Regions from separate parts of the Mus musculus genome. Here region 2 is linked to region 1. Evidence: chromatin loops called from intact Hi-C (ENCODE). Cell type or tissue: heart. All regions are shown on one strand. Links, peaks and the distances in the headings refer to the core of each region. The heading gives the core; the rest is flanking DNA.

The links. Peaks named below come from ENCODE experiments on the same cell type or tissue, not always from the same donor. Only the 100,000 strongest peaks of a DNase experiment are listed, where the experiment ranks them.
Region 2: a loop joins it to region 1, with 2.6 times the contacts of the local background. A loop is called at or near these places in 5 of 42 quality-filtered maps.

Annotation. Positions count from the first base shown.
Region 1 is chr14:54,565,123-54,572,865 of GRCm38, forward strand. Ajuba (ajuba LIM protein) reads right to left here. Exons shown (of 8, transcript NM_010590.5): 3 at 6,644-6,711; 4 at 6,479-6,541; 5 at 5,255-5,385; 6 at 5,123-5,174; 7 at 4,354-4,422; 8 at 2,347-3,934. The coding sequence ends at 3,809. Among named protein-coding and RNA genes, the nearest start is that of Ajuba, 8.7 kb to the right of the region's middle. In heart, for the core only: a CTCF peak has its summit at 4,098 (motif pointing right); DNase peaks (open chromatin) are centred at 3,709, 4,069 and 5,079; H3K27ac peaks cover 1,957 bases.
Region 2 is chr14:54,697,583-54,705,325 of GRCm38, forward strand. It overlaps Gm29776 (predicted gene, 29776), which reads right to left and starts at 1,251. Exons shown (of 14, transcript NM_001370892.1): 1 at 944-1,251; 2 at 734-827. The coding sequence starts at 1,229. In heart, for the core only: a CTCF peak has its summit at 3,942 (motif pointing left); a DNase peak (open chromatin) is centred at 3,929; H3K27me3 peaks cover 445 bases.

The DNA of each region.
Region 1 (7,743 bases), core at 1,392-6,391:
AGGACACAGGGCGTCTTCTTCTATTACTCCCTGTCTTACTGCCTGCAAGCAGGGTCTCTCACTGAAGCAGAAACTTGCTGTTTGGCATACGCTGACTGGTCAGCTATCTAAAAAGATGCAATAGTCTGTCTCCACCGTGCTTGGGTTACAGTGCACACAGCCATGCCTGGCATTTACTTGGAGGCTGGGATTGGAGCTCAGATGTGCATTGGTAGGGCAGGTGCTCCTTCCCACTGCATGTCTCCCCAGGCCGCTCTGTCTTCATTCAAGAAGGAAGGAGACAGGATTATCTAAAACCATGCCCTATTTGGCTTTCCCCCACTAAAGCTAACCACCGCCCTTCTTCCTGATTTGTTCATGTCACACAGCCAACCCCATCCTTTCCAAGTCAAACGGGAAGCAAAATAATATTCAACACACAGTAAAAAGAATTTGCTGGGGTTGGGGATTTAGCTCAGTGGTAGAGCGCTTGCCTAGCAAGCCCAAGGCCCTGGGTTCGGTCCTCAGCTCCGGAAAAAGGAAAAAAAAAAAAAAAAGAATTTGCTGGGCCAGCAAAATGGCTCCATGGGTAAAGGCATTTGACCAGAATTCAAGAGGGTATACCTCTGACCTCTAGATGCAGGTGGCGGTAGGTAAATTCCCCTGCCCCATAAATAAATAATTGTAAAAAGAAAATTTAAAATAGAACCAGGCAAGCCGGGTGTGGTGGCGCACACCTTTAATCCCAGCACTTGGAAGGCAGAGGCAGGTGGATTTTTGAGTTCGAGGCCAGCCTGGTCTACAGAGTGAGTTCCAGGACAGCCAGGGTGATACAGAGAAACTCTGTCTTGGGGGGGGGGGGGGGGATGACAAAAAAACAAACAAACAAAAGAAACCAAACCAAACAAAACCAAACTACCTGGCAATGGGTGGTGGTGGCACCCTCCTTTAGTCCCAGCACTCAGGAGGCAGAGGCAAGCAGATCTCTGTGAGTTTGAGGCCAGCCTGGTCTACAGAACAAGTTCTAGGACAGCCAGGCTACACAAAGAAAATGTCTTGAAAAACCAAAAATAAAAATAAAAAAATAAGGGGCTCGAGGTTAAGAACACTGACTGGTCTTCCAGAGGTCCTGAGTTCAATTCCCAGTACCCACATGGTGGCTCACAACCACCTGATTCTCTCTTTTGGTATGTGTGAAGACACAGCACTCATATAAAATAAATAATTAATAAATCAAATGCTTGATGGTACTGGAGAGATGGCTCAGTAGGTTAGAATTCTCACTACTTCTGCAGAGGATGAGTTCAGCTCCTAGCACTCACACAAGGTTACCTCCCACTGCACGTAACTCCAGCTCCTGGACGGAGGGCCTGACAGATAGCCTCCTTTAGTCTACTTGGACAACTATGCATACACATGACACTGACACACATACACACACAAACACAGAAAGAGAGAGATTGATTTAAAACAAGGGCTAGAAAGATGGCTCAGCAGCGAAGAGCACTAGTTGAGTTTTCAGGGGACCCAGGTTGCATTCTCAGCATCTATGGCAGCTCACAGGAAGGAGTCTGTAGCTCCAGTACCAGATGATCTGAGAACCTCTTGTTCAGAGAGCTCCATGGGCACATGATGCACTTAAAGGCAAAACATTCACAAAATTTAAAAAAAAAAAATTTTTTTAAAAATATTCTCAAACCACTTTTTGAGTTTTAAACAAAATGTTTGATCAATGTTTATTCTCCCCATCATCTGCCTTTGATCCTTCTGCTTCCTTGCTTGCTGGCTTGGTTTGTTTTGTAGCTCAGGCTGCCACATAATTTGCTAGTAGAACAGGCTAGCTTCTAATCCAGAGACCCACTTGCCTCTGTCTCCCAAGTGCTGGGCTTAAAGGTGTGTGCCACCACTGCCCAGCTTCTTTTCTTTTCCTTTGTTTTCTGTTTGTTTGTTTTCTGCTTTGGGGGTTGTTGCTGTTGATTTGGGTTTTTGAGACAGGGTTTCTCTGTGTAGCCTGGGTTGTTCTGGAGCTCATTCTGTAGGCCAGGCTGGCCTTGAACCCACAGAAGTTCTCCTGTCTCTGCCTCTTGAGTGCTGGGATCAAAGGTGTGCTTCTGCACTCAAGAGACCCTGCCCATGTAATTCCCAGAATGGCTGGCACAGTTTTAGAATAACCCTCAAGGGTGGGTCTTCTGTCCTCAGGTCAGTCATTTCCAGACTCACTTGTTTATGACACAATCACATTTTAACAATGTGAATGGAGAAGCCAGACCAAGGCGAATCCATAGAGCCCCTTTACATCTTCAAGGCATAAGGCTTCAAGGATTGAAGCCATAGTGAACAGCAAAGAAGAACCACAATACACTCACAAAGTGTCTGCATCAACTGTATTTACTGCTAGAATTTCAACTTTTTCTTTCTTAAGTGTCAGAGAAATAATGGCATAGTAGGAAGACACCCAAGGAGGCAGGGAACATTTGTATCACAAAGTGCCACAAAGTTGATAAATGTAGGTTGCTAATAACTCTGAAGTAAGCCAGGCGTGGTGGCGCACGCCTTTAATCCCACGCTTGGGAGGCAGAGGCAGGCGGATTTCTGAGTTCAAGGCCAGCCTGGTCTACAGAGTGAGTTCCAGGACAGCCAGAGCTATACAGAGAAACCCTGTCTCGAAAAACCAAAAACCAAACAAACCTCTGACATACTCTTGATGAACAGGCAGGAATCACTGAATGCTCAGTGCAATGAAAAGAACAAAACATGTAGGCAGCTATAAGAACACTCAGTAGGGGACAGGACTCTTGGCAACCTGGTCATCAAATGAACTTGAGTTCCAGCCAGCAAGTGACCTGGCTTTAAGACATCCTGCTTAAGGGGAATTCAAGTTTCAGCCAAGCGGCTAGAACCAAGTCAACCTATTTTTCTTCTCTCCAGCTTCCCCAATGCCTTGAGTGGTGGGGTTGTAACAGGTCAGATCCAATGCAGGATCCCTTTTAAAAAGGGGTCTCAAAAGATAGGCTACTGCTAGGGAACTAAGCGTAAGTCACCTGAGAAAAGAGGAGTAGGGAGGGAGGTGCACAGGCACACGTGGCTACAATGTATCCACATATGCTGGGCTACAGGCTCAGTGCACTTAAACAGGGGGAGTGGGGCTAGCCTGATGCTTCAGGGACATCCTACTCACCGGCAAGTTTCACATCCAGAAACCTGCTCATTTCTTCCCCCAGAAGAGCAAAACAGCAACCAGGGACAGGCCCCAGTTAGCCTCCCCAGGTCCCTGAGAAACAGGCAACACAGGCAGCAAGGTCCCCCAGAGCTGGTCCCAGTCCCAGCAGACAGACACGGGGAGCTCTCTAGTCCTTAGGGAGAGAGCCAAGAAATGGCTCATCACAAAGTCCAGGGCTTCCAGCCCTTAGCGCAGACAAAGATAGGATCCCGTGGGAAAGGTTCCACTGACTCCATGCATAGGGTACAACAGACTGGGGGTGGTTTCTGTGATGCCCTCATGTGATCCAGCACCAGAACATTGTGTGACGTATATAGAAACATACACTGGAAAAATACATTATAATCTGGCGTTCAGGAAGTACTGAAACCCGCCTGCGTGTGCTACATCCCATCTACTGTAGCACAGGCTGCACGCAATGAACACCAGTCAACTCTCCCGGCAACCAGAAGGTTCCTCCTCCGCAGCCCATTTGGAATGTTAGGATCTTTGGGTCTCTGGCCTTCGGGGCCTCCCCAGAGACCTCTTCACAAGGATTGCAGAATACACTCCTTGCCTCCGCTGGCCAGAGAGTTTCTCCACAGTGGTGGTGGCAGCAGTAACGTCAGCTCAGATATAGTTGGTAGAGGGCTGCCGGGCACTGAGGCGCTGCATGTGACAGCCGTGGCAGAGCAAATGTCCATCAAGAGGGAAACAGCAGCAACCTTCCTCGTCACTCAGCTGCATGCGGCAGTCCTAGGGAAGAAGGCAACTGGTTCACTTCCACCCAGGCTCCCTACCCTGAGGCCATCCTGGGAGACTCCGGGTGACTGGACAAGTGAGTGGTAAGGCCCCAGGGAGGGTGAAGGGTGAAAGGGTGGACTTGAAGTGAAAACCCGAGAAATACTTCTTCTGGACACCAGGGGTCGCTGCAGCAGCAGAAATCATGAGACAAGCCCCATTCCAGCAGTTCAGAGGCTGGGGAAGCCAGATTCCAGATTTAAAAAGAACTAGGATTAGAAAGAAAAGCTAGAGGACAAGAGAGACTGGACATAGGTCACTGCAGTGTCCTGGTTTTCTGTATCCTAAATCCCTCCCACAGATGCCCAGTCATTCCAAGAATCCCCCTTCCAAATTCCGATTTCCCCACATCATCCCCGAACCCCAACACTTACCTCACAGTGGTAGCACTCAAAGTGATAATCACGGTCCATGGATATCACCCTCACAATGTCCTCACAGCCCTGAAACACGTAGAGTCCCATGGGGGATAAGCAGAGCATGGTGTCCCCAAATCCCCATCCCATACCACAGAAACCCTCCTGCTCCATCAAGAGGGTTTATAAAGGCCTCTTCCCGCAGTTAGATTCCACGTAGCTAACATGTAGCTTTGAGATCTTTTAAGCAACTCCTACCAGAATGCTACCCACTACCCTGGCACTGTCCATGCCTCCAGGCCTCTAGCTCCCCTCCACACACAGGGGCTCAGCCTTACTTGCTAGCTTCCTCCTGCTGAGAAGCAGGGGGGAGGGGGAGGGGCAGGGGAAGGCAAAGGCTGAGCACAAGCCAATATAAGGAAGAGGCTGTAGCTTTTCCTCTAGACATACCCTCTCCACACACAGCTCAAATAATCCCTGTCCCTTTTTTTTTTACCAGTTTAAGGACAGTTTCACCCCTTTTCAGTCCCTGTATCTGGTGACCTTGACTTCCAAAGAAAGCCTTGTTCTCTGTACGGGGGACAGAAGATATGGAGCCTGGGCCCAGCTAGTCTAGGTCCGGATGTTTAGGTCAGGGTGGTGACCCCAAGAGCAGAGTCACACGGGAATCTTTCACAGAATGCACATTCCTTCGAAGTGCCACTTCCCAAGGGCCAGGCTGCATGTCCCCATCTCCTCCCCAGAGGCGGCAGCGCTGGCCGCCCCGAGGAACTCTGGATACACTGACCTCTGAGGGGAGGATGGGTTGTCCGCAGGCTGCACATTTCGGGGCGTAATTTCTAAAAAAGAAGACAGTGATAAGTGAGGCTGAGGACTCCCTGGGCCCAGGCCCACATTTCCTCCCAGGGGTCAGACTCACTTGTGGTAGTCGGTAACACAGTACACCTGGTTGGAGAAGTCCACAGTGAAGGGGACGCCGTCCAGGCACTTGTTACATACGATGCATCGGAAGCAGCCCGGGTGATAGGACTTCCCCATGGCCTGGAGGATCTAGCTCACAGGGCGGGCGGGAGAAGGATCAGTGTCCCCACAGCCTCTCTCCAGCTACCCATCACGTTCCTTTCCACCACCAACCCCACCCCACCCCCAGTCCTCCTAGAAGAATGCTACCTAATTTGAGGGGACCAAGGAGTCTTTCTTGGAGACAGGGTCAAAAGTATCTTAAGACTGGCCTTAAAAACTCTATGGAAGCCGGGCGTGGTGGCGCACGCCTTTAATCCCAGCACTCAGAAGGCAGAGGCAGGCGGATTTCTGAGTTCAAGGCCAGCCTGGTCTACAGAGTGAGTTCCAAGACAGCCAGGGCTATACAGAGAAACCCTGTCTCGGGAAAAAAAAAAAAAAAAAAAAACCCACAAAAACAAAAACAAAACAAACAAACAAAAAAAACCTCTATGGAGCCTGGCAGCAGCAGGACAGACCTTTAGTGCTAGCACTTGGGAGGCAGAGGCAGGCTGATCTCTGTGAGTTCCAGGACAGCCAGGACTACCTGAAAACCCAAAACCAAGAAGAAAAAATAGAGAGAAAACCCAAACCTCATCACCGCATAGCTGAGGATGGCTTTGACCCCGACACCCTCTGCCGCACTACGGCTGGTTTGCGCAGGGTTGAGGATGGAGCCCAGGCTGTCTTGTGGCATTCGCTCAACTAACAGACCACCCCTCTTTTTTATTACAATTTGAGGTGGGTGCCAGAATGAATTCCTTTTGTCAGTTCTTCCCAGGTAGCTACTAGACAGCAACAGTCAAGGATCATGGATCCTGTAAACCTTAACCCAATTCCTTCTTCTTATACAGAAAAGAAAGCTGAGTTCCAGCTGTTTCCGACCAGTAGCAGAAAAGGGAGCCGATTCACGTAGCTCAGGCTGGAGGGCAGCTGTGTCCAGAATCAGGGAAGGGACAGATCACAGACGCCCTTGGAGGCTGAGACTACGGACTGGCTCTCACAGGGGATCACCGTGAGGCAGCTTTGGGGAGGACGGGTAAGAAAATGACCATCTAGCAAAAGGCTCTCTATTTGCAATGCCACTAGTTCTTGCCCTTCAGGCCGGTGGCCCCCAAAACCCAGCTGAAGGGGCGTTCCTTACCTTCTCTAGAATCAAGTGGCCGCAGACACAGCACTTCTCAGCTGCCTCCTGAAACCCTGAAAACTAGAGAGGAGACAGGACAGAGTTACCACGCTGAAAACTGTGATGGAACCCGCCGGCCGCCGGGGTCCCACTGTGAAAGCCAAGCCTCGGCCCTTCACTCACCAGATAGTCTTCCTCACAGTAGACAGAGCCATTGACGCTGTAGAAAGCCTTGCACCGCAAAGTTCGTCCTAGAAGCAGCAGAGGAGGCGCTGGAGGTTAACGCTGGAGCCCCCACACAGGGCTCTTCCTCTTCTGGCCCCTGCTCCCCAATCCTGACAGGACATTTGGACCTGGACTTTATTTAAAGCTTTCCTCCTAAGTGTGGTCTATTTTCCCTTCCTAAACAAAAACCCCATATCCATGTGACAGAGACAGAAAGACCAAGAGTTTAAGGTCAGCATGGCCTACACACAGTAAAGCCTGCCTCAAAGGAAAAAAAAAAATCCAGTACGATACAATTCCAATTGGCTTTGGCTTCATTCCAGCGGAACAACGTTTCTGCTCCTTCCTCCTCTAGCTCCTGTGTCTTCAATAGCTGTCTGCCACCCACACCTCCTCAGGGCTCAAGGCATGGGGAGCCACCTAAGAGAGAGCCAAGGTCAGGCCAGGCTGGTGTACCTGCTAAGAAGCTCTGACTAGACTAGGTATTATTTGATTTGCATGGAACACTGGTTCCAGGCCTTAGCCTCTGGGATGTTTTAGCCCAGGATTCTTCATTTCACTGTAGCCATCCTATTCTCACGCGTCTGTCTAGCCTCTGTGGTGGTCAGGGCATCTTTGGAAGCTACTGCTTTGTTTGAGGGCTTCAAGGAACACAAGTCTTTGGGGTCAGAGGCTCCTGGGATTTTTTTTCCCCAACTCTACATGGCAGACCATTTTAGCCTGACACCCATGAAGCTACTCCATCGGATCTGAAGCTACTCCAACGGATCTGAAGCTACTCCATCAGATCTGAGCGGTCAAAGACAGCAAGAAGAACAGAGTGCAGAAGGAGAAGGCTCCCCAGTTCCAGTTCTGCTGGGGGGGGTCGTCGAGAAAGGCTCACTTTCTGACATGGGAGAGGAAAAGAGGGGGCACACCAGGAAGAGGCCTAAAGGAAAGGGCAGCCAGATCAGCCCAGAGAGATGCAGGCAGAAGTGGGGGGAGGAAGGGAAAAGCTGAGTGGTAGAGTCAGACAGGCAGAGATAGGAGATTAGAGGGTTAGCAGGAATCAGACCGGG
Region 2 (7,743 bases), core at 1,837-6,836, 130 kb after region 1:
TGTTTGACCCCTCCTCCCTCTCTCTGTCCCTTCTCTCTCCCGACTCTCTTCTCTTCCTGACACTCTCCCCTCCTCCCTCCACCTGTCCCTGCCCCCTCGACACTCTCTGTCTCTATTCCCCTCTCAACTCCCCTTTCCATGCCCTAAATAAACTCTATTTGACATTACCTCAGGGGGAAGGGATGCCTCAGCATGGGCCCTCCAAGGCACCCCTCCACCTCACCATACCATGCTCTAGAAAACACATACTTGGATTTTTATAAAACACAACATTAATGATAGGTTATTTGTCTGCCATCAGTGAAATGAGCCAATTTGAGCCAGATTAGAATATATTAAAGGTAGGTTTATTGGGAAGTTGCATTCAGGCAAGTTCGCTGGCCTCAAGGACCAAGGCCAGGGAAGTCACCATGGGAAAAGGGAGGGGTAAGAGAGGGAGAGAGAGAGAGAGAGAGAGAGAGAGAGAGAAGGAGGAGGAGGAGGAAGAGGAGGAGGAGGAGAGAGGTAGAGAGTGAGAGCGCAAAATGTCTGGATTACACAGGGAGGAACCTCTGGGGAAAAAAGCAGCTTAGCCCTTGGGTTGGAAAGTTCAGAGTTGGGGGCAGGGTGTGGCAGGTAGGGACTGGGGGATGCTGGGAGAACCTGGAGGCCAGGTATGCTTTGGTGTGTAAAATATGCACCTCAGTCCCTTGTCCCGGGTCCAAAACCCAACCACTAACAGTGACAAACTCACCTTTGGTAGTTAGGGGTATCTGGGTCTCCCCAGACGGCGTGGCAGTATTGTGCAGGGTCTCGACTCAGGAGCAGAGGTCCTTGTACCGGGAGAACTTAAGACACGAGCACGGGTTCTTCACCTCATTGTCTCCGAGTTCAAATCCTTTGCTGTGAAGGACTCCTTTTAGGCCCCTCAGCCCTCCCTGATACTTCCTGTATCCTCACTTACCTGCTAGGATGCCCTGAATCCTTCGAGTGGTCTCTGTCACGGCAGCCAGGGCTCGCGTTTCCCCCTCAGGATCCCAAGCCTCACCGGGCACAGGAGCTCTTGAGTAGTAGGTTTGGATTCTAAGGGGTCGAGGCTCATGGGAGCCAGGGAGAGGAAGGATTGAGGAGCGGAAGTGGGTGGGCATTTGGGAGAAAGGAGGCCTAAGAAGGCGCACAGACTTCTGGGTCTCCTCATGCAGACATCTGCCTGTGGCCACCCCAAGGAGGAGTAGCCGCCACATCTTCATTCCGTGTCTCCTCAGCCTTCTTGGGTCCAGTCTCCTGAGGCAAGCTCACTTATTTCTCTCTCTCTCTCTCTCTCTCTCTCTCTCTCTCTCTCTCTCTCTCTCTCTCTCTCTCTCTCTCTCTCTCTCTCTCTTCTCTCTCTCTCTCTCTCATCACTCGCCACACCCTGTGCACCACTCTCCTAGTTCTTAGCAGAGTTCAAACTTGTTGACTGAATCCACAGTTTCCCACTAGGAGGTCAGATATGAACCACAGGGGTTGAAGCCATCTCCTCTAGGGGGCTAAAGGGGGGTGCTGGAGACCAGGAGTGTCATTTCAGAGCCTTCCGTTTATTTTTCTAAAGAGGGGTTATGCCACATCCCCCAACCTCTGCCTTTCTCAGTAGGAAGCCTTGGGACACCCCCTGCCCCCCAAAATAAGGAAACATTAGGGGTTTAAAGGGTGAGGAATGTGTGTGTGTGTGTGTGTGTGTGTGTGTGTGTGTGTGTGTGTGTGTGTGTGTGTGGTACTTTTTGTTTCTGTTGGTTTTGTTGATGCTGTCCGCGGATGCCTGCTATCTCCTGGGTGGCGAGCAAACAGGTCCTGCACTATTCTGGGTCAGCCTCTAACTAAGCTGTAAGACTTTGAAGAATGTCCTGCACCTGTGAAGTACTGTCAGCAGGTGCACAACTGTCATGTAAGTTGACTGCCATCTCCTTTGGGGGGCTGTGGGATAGGCCTAAGGAGCTTGGCAGAGTCCACCTACTGGTTCCCAGGAGAGGGAAGATAAAGGCTCAGATGGACTTAACAGAAGTTCAAAGAGGTTCTTTTGAGAAGCCCTGTGTTATGAGGAGACTCTCTGTTTTCTTGTCCCTTACGGTGCTTTTCTGAACTGTCTTCTCTGATTGGTCACCATTTCCCCCCACCCCTTCAGCCAACTCCCACCTTTCCTGTGAGAAGCTCCTACTTTACTCTGGGAAGCCTTTCTTAACATCTCCAGCCCAAATTCCACACCCCTCGGAGGTGGGAGGGAACAGTCTCAGGAAGCCTCTTAGATCCTGACAAGACCTGCTTTCCCTCAGTACTTCCTGGCTCAGGCGCTTTTTCCTCTCCTAGAAGAAGCCTACTCCTGTCAGGTCTTCAGTGTGGGCATTAACACCTAACTATTATTGTGTGTGTGTGTGTTTGTTTTTGTTTTGTTTTATTTTGTTGTTTGAGACAGGGTTTCTCTAGCCCTGGCTGTCCTGGAACTCACTCTGTAGACCAGGCTGGCCTCGAACTCAGAAATCCGCCTGCCTCTGCCTCCCAAGTGCTGAGGTTAAAGGCGTGCGCCACCACTGCCCGGCTCCTATTACTGTAACTTCTTCTCTTTCATAGTGTAGCTCAGATGGACCTAACAGAAGTTCAAAGAGGTTTGAACTTGTGACCGACCCTCTTGCCTTTGCTTCCCAAGGGCTGAGATTACATGTAGCCGTGCACTGTCGTGTCTGCTCCACTCTTTTGCTTTGAAGCAGGGGATAAAGTCACATATGTTAAGACGAATTATCTAGTGAATGACATAAGGACTAGCGTTTATCTTTTGTTCATTTTTAGAGGCAGGGTTGCTTTGTGTAACAACCCTGGCTCTCCTGGAACTTGCTTTTCTAGACCACGCTGGCTTTGTGCTCAAAGAGATCCACCTGTATCTACCTCCTTAGTGCGAGGCCTAAAAACGTATGCCAACACGCCTGGTAGAGTTTATTTTTATTTATTTTTTGAGGCAGAATCTCACTGCGTAGCCTTGGCTGATCTGAAACTCTCTATGCAAACCAGGCTAACCTGGAGCTCACAGGGATCTACCTGCCTCTGTCCCCGGAGTACTTGGGGTCTGGTCAAAGGTGTGTACCACCACAGTTGGCTCAGGACCAGAGTTCAAAGGGAACTACTGGCTTCTCTGGAAGCCAAATGTATTTTTACATGTGACAACTGTGACAAGGGAAACTCCCCACTCTGGAGCCCAAGACTCTCTGCCACTTTCTATTCCTGTCATCTTGACCAAGTGCCATAGCCTTCCCATTATCAGGATGATTGTACTGTAAGGATCGCTGTGAGGAGCAAGTGAGTATCTGTAACGCACAGACAGTGCCCAGGGCACAGAGAGACAGCTCAGCAGCTAAGAGCACGTTCTGTGTTTCCAGAGAACTCTTGGTTCCCCAAACCCATGCTGGGCCGCTCCCATCCACCTGGAACTCCAGCTCTTGGGAATCCAATGTGTCAGGCCTCCATTGGCACTCACGTGCACATACAGATACACATATGCATACTTAAAAATAATAGAAGTAAAATTTTGGAAAAGAAAAAAAAAGCACGGCCCAGCTTGTGATAACGGCTAAGTCAAGAAAAGAGTAGATAGTATGTAGATTGGGCAAAGTCCTGCTTTCATGCTCACCAGAAGGAAAAAAAATTACACACACACATTGGAGTTAGAGAATTTAGGATTTAAAAATTGATTATTAACAGGTGAGTTTATATTATATTATTAACAGGATACTCGTGTTCTTTCTCTAAGACAAATACAGCTTTCTCTAGGTGTCTGAAGATCCTTTTCCCTGAAAAACAAAACAAAACAAAACAAAACAAAGAACTCCCAATATCACTTAACGTGATGAATCCAGTTGGCCTGGCTCTCCAGGTTCCTGGCTCTTCTCTGTCCCCACTCTTATTCTTTGCTGCCTCCTGGTGGCCATGCTGAGAAAGGCATGACCCTGCTGGAGTAGGGAGTCGGGGTGTGGGGTGGGAGTGGGTGGAACTTGCCCCATACCTGCATGAAAAGTTGCAGCCTCTTCCCTCATTGCATTTTTCCTCCCCCGCATGCCTATACGCAGATTATGTGATACCTCACAGGTCGGACAGAGCCTACCATAGGAAGTGTCAGCTAGCTCAAGTGCATTCCTTTAGAACCTACTGTTAGCCTTGCACGGATGCAGGAAGTGCCTGGAAGACATCCCTTGCTCCCACTTTGCACTAGATCCAGCTTCTCTGCCCATTATTCACCGGACAGAAGAGATTCTGTTTCCCAGCGGCAATTCTTTCACATCTTTAAAAACAGCTTTTCAAAGATGTATTTTTGTGTGTGTGTGTATTTTGCTTTTATGTATACATATGCACCACGCGCATGCCCAGTGCCTGAGGAGGTCAGAAGAGGGTGTCAGATCTTGTGGACGTGGAATCACTGTTGGTGGTTGCCAGTCACCATGTGGATGCTGGGGACTGTACACAGGTTCTCTGTGAGAACTACAGGTCCTCTTGACCACTGAGCCATCTCTCTCCAGCCTTCTTTGACATCTTTTTAGCAGGACTTATATATTACCCTGACTTTTTCTCTTATTTTGAGATAGGTTTCACTTGAACTCAGGTTCCTCCCCCCCACCCCCCACTTCTCCCCTCTACCAAAATCCAGCACAGAGATAGCCCAAATGTATCACTATGCCCAATTGTACCTTTTTACTTATTTATTTTTAATTTTTGTTTTTAAGATTTATTTATAGCAAGGAGGTAGTGGAGCATGCTTTTAATCCCAGCATTTGGGAGGGAGAGGGAGGTGGATCTCTGAGTTCCAGGTCAGCCTGGTCTACAGAGTGAATTCCAGGCCAGCCTGGTCTACAGAGTGAGTTTCAGAACAGACAGGATTACACAGAGAAACCATGTTTCAAAAACAAACAAACAAACAAACAAACACACATTTTATGTGTATAATGTTTTTCTAGCATGTGCGTGTATGTGGTGTGCATCACATGTGAGCCTGGCATCAGATGGTGGGGAGCTGGAGTCACAGGTGGTTGTGAGCCATCAGGGGAGTGAGCGCTGAAACCGAACCCAGAGCATTGGCAAGAGGACCAAGTGCTCTTAACCACTGAGCCTCTTTGTCATCCCCAGCTCCATGTGTGACTCTGTTTTTCTACCAGACTTCAGACTGAACGCCTTGTTCGTCTCTTTGAAGATGTATGAAGCAACCATGGAGGGATGGTGGAGGTGAGAGAGTAAAAATGAAGCAAGAGAAGGAGGTGAGGGGTTACACTAAGAACAGCCATTGTCTGATCAAGAAAGCTTTGTGTCTGACATTGTTCCAAACATTATTCTCCTATGATTCTTTTACAAACCCTAGGAAGCTTAGGTATTATTGATACCTAACTTTACAGCCGAGGTGCCGCAGAATTAGACATTAAAGCAGCCACGTGGATTTCAACCCTCACAGACTCCTGGTCACATCTACTGTCCGGTATGGCTTCTCGGATTCATCCAGGGGAGCAGAAGTCACATTGGGATGAGAAGAGAAACCGAGGAGATGAAGGGAAACCAGAGAGAAATTGGAGAAGGGGAGGATTGCTCCAGGGGAACAAGAAGTCGGAGGTTAGTGAGACAAGATGTGAGGGAGGGAAGGTGGCCTGAGGAACAGGGTCCCCAGAGGTGGTGGCCCTGCGGCGGTGGTGATGATGTAACCATGTGCAGCTCCCTCAGCGCGCTTCTCTCTCAGATTCTTCTCCCTTCCACCTCGGACACTCTTCTCCTCCGTTCCTCTCGACTGAGACAATCTGAGGGCTGTGCCCAGAGCCTTATCATCAGCAGAAACTGAAGCATCTATGAAATAACGGAATCAAGCACCCTTCTCTGATATGATCTCTTTTCCTTATGGTTCGTTGCTAGGTTGGCTCACTGCAGCTGTTGGACAAACTGGCTGGGGGAACAGTGACCCTTCTTTTCTTTATTCTCCCCTTCTCGGTCTTAGGGTGTAGACTTGCCATCAGAATTCTTTCCTGAATCAATTCAACTCCCCTCCCTTGTCTATCCGAACCACCCTGCCTCCCTGGTTAAGCGCCAGCCTTAGATGGATCCAGCACTTGCCTGCATTTGTATTTGAGCAGCTGAGGACCACTAGAGGAAATCATTCCAGCAGACAAGACTATGGCCTGGCCGCTCTAAAACACTTCCCATCAACTTCAATTGTATGCTCCCAAGTCAGAAATCTCAGCAACGGCTCTCTCTTCCACCCTTAGCAATTGGGGTTTTAGACCTTCCGTCTGCAGCCTCCCCTGCAGCCCAGCCACTTTAGGAACCACTTTTTTTCCCAGTGGAAAATAAAAGCTGCAAGACAAGAACACTCTCGGTCTGTGATACACCTTTCATTTTTATTAAGATGGGGGCAGATTGGCCTCAAACTTGCTATTGTCTTTCTTAGCCCCTGAATGCCAGGGTTGCAAGCCTGCTTCATCATGTCCAGCCAAAGCCTTTAAAAAAAGTTATCACCATTTTTGGTGTTTTGAGACAGGGTCTCACTATGCATAATCCTAGCTTTGACCACTCTATGTAGACCAGGCTGACCTCAAACTTATCTTCCTGCGGCTACATACCAAATGCTGGGCTTAAAGGCATGTGCCATCAGGCCCAGTTCAAACCTGTGTGTTTTAATTTATTTTTATGTTTGTAAACATATAAGCATACATGTTTAAAAATATTTATTTAGGAGGCTGGAGAGTTGGCTCAGCAGTTAAAAGCCCTTCTGCTCTTGCAGTGTTCCTAAGTTGGGTCCCAGTATCCACATGGTGACTCCAGAACTTCTGTAGGGGCGGGGGACTGATACCCTCTGACTTCCTTGGCACTAGGGATGCCTGTGGTGCACACATTTATATGCAAGCAAAACTCTCACACAAAATACAATAAATAAATCTAAAAACAAAAATTTAAAAATAGTGGTGTGTATGTGCATGCACGAGTGCATGTATGTGTGTGTGTGTCTAAGTGTGCGTGTGCGTGTGTCTAAGTGTGCATGTGTGTGTGCGTGTGTGTGTGTGTGTGTGTGTGTGTGTGTGTGTAGCTATTCATGTCATGGTACACACAGGAGTTGGTTTGGGGATCAGACTATGTCAGGTTTGATAGTAAGTGCCTTTGCCTACTGAGCTATCTTGCCAACACCCTATTTCTATTTTTTTAAAGATTTATTTATTATATATAAGTACACTGTAGCTGTCTTCAGACACATCAGAAGAGGGTGTCAGATCTCATTACTGATGGTTGTGAGCCACCATGTGGTTGCTAGGATTTGAACTCAGAACCTTCGGAAGAGCAGTCAGTTCCCTTAACCGCCGAGCCATCTCTCCACCCCCCACCCCCCATTTATATTTTTATCTGTCTCTACGCTTTTCCTTCTAAGAGAGAAAGAGGAAAGAGGTGTTCTCTTCTTTTGGAAGAGCGGTCCTTCCATTATGATCCCACCTGAGAGCTGGGCAACTCCAGCCTCAGCTCTGCTATGCCTCATTCCAGGCATCCCCGTCTCTCCCAATCCAGTCTGCCCGGCTCCAGCCGCACTCTGTGCCGGTGAATGGATGGGAATGATTGTCTTTATGTGGGAAACCCTGCTTTTTGCCAGACTTACCTCTTGAATTCTGTTCCTTGTTGCCTCAAACAAGCCTTTCCTGGCCCTCACATTAAAAGCAGATGCCTGCATTGAAACCCACCACTGGTGCCAGGTGTGGCACTACACTCTGGTAATCCCAGTACCAG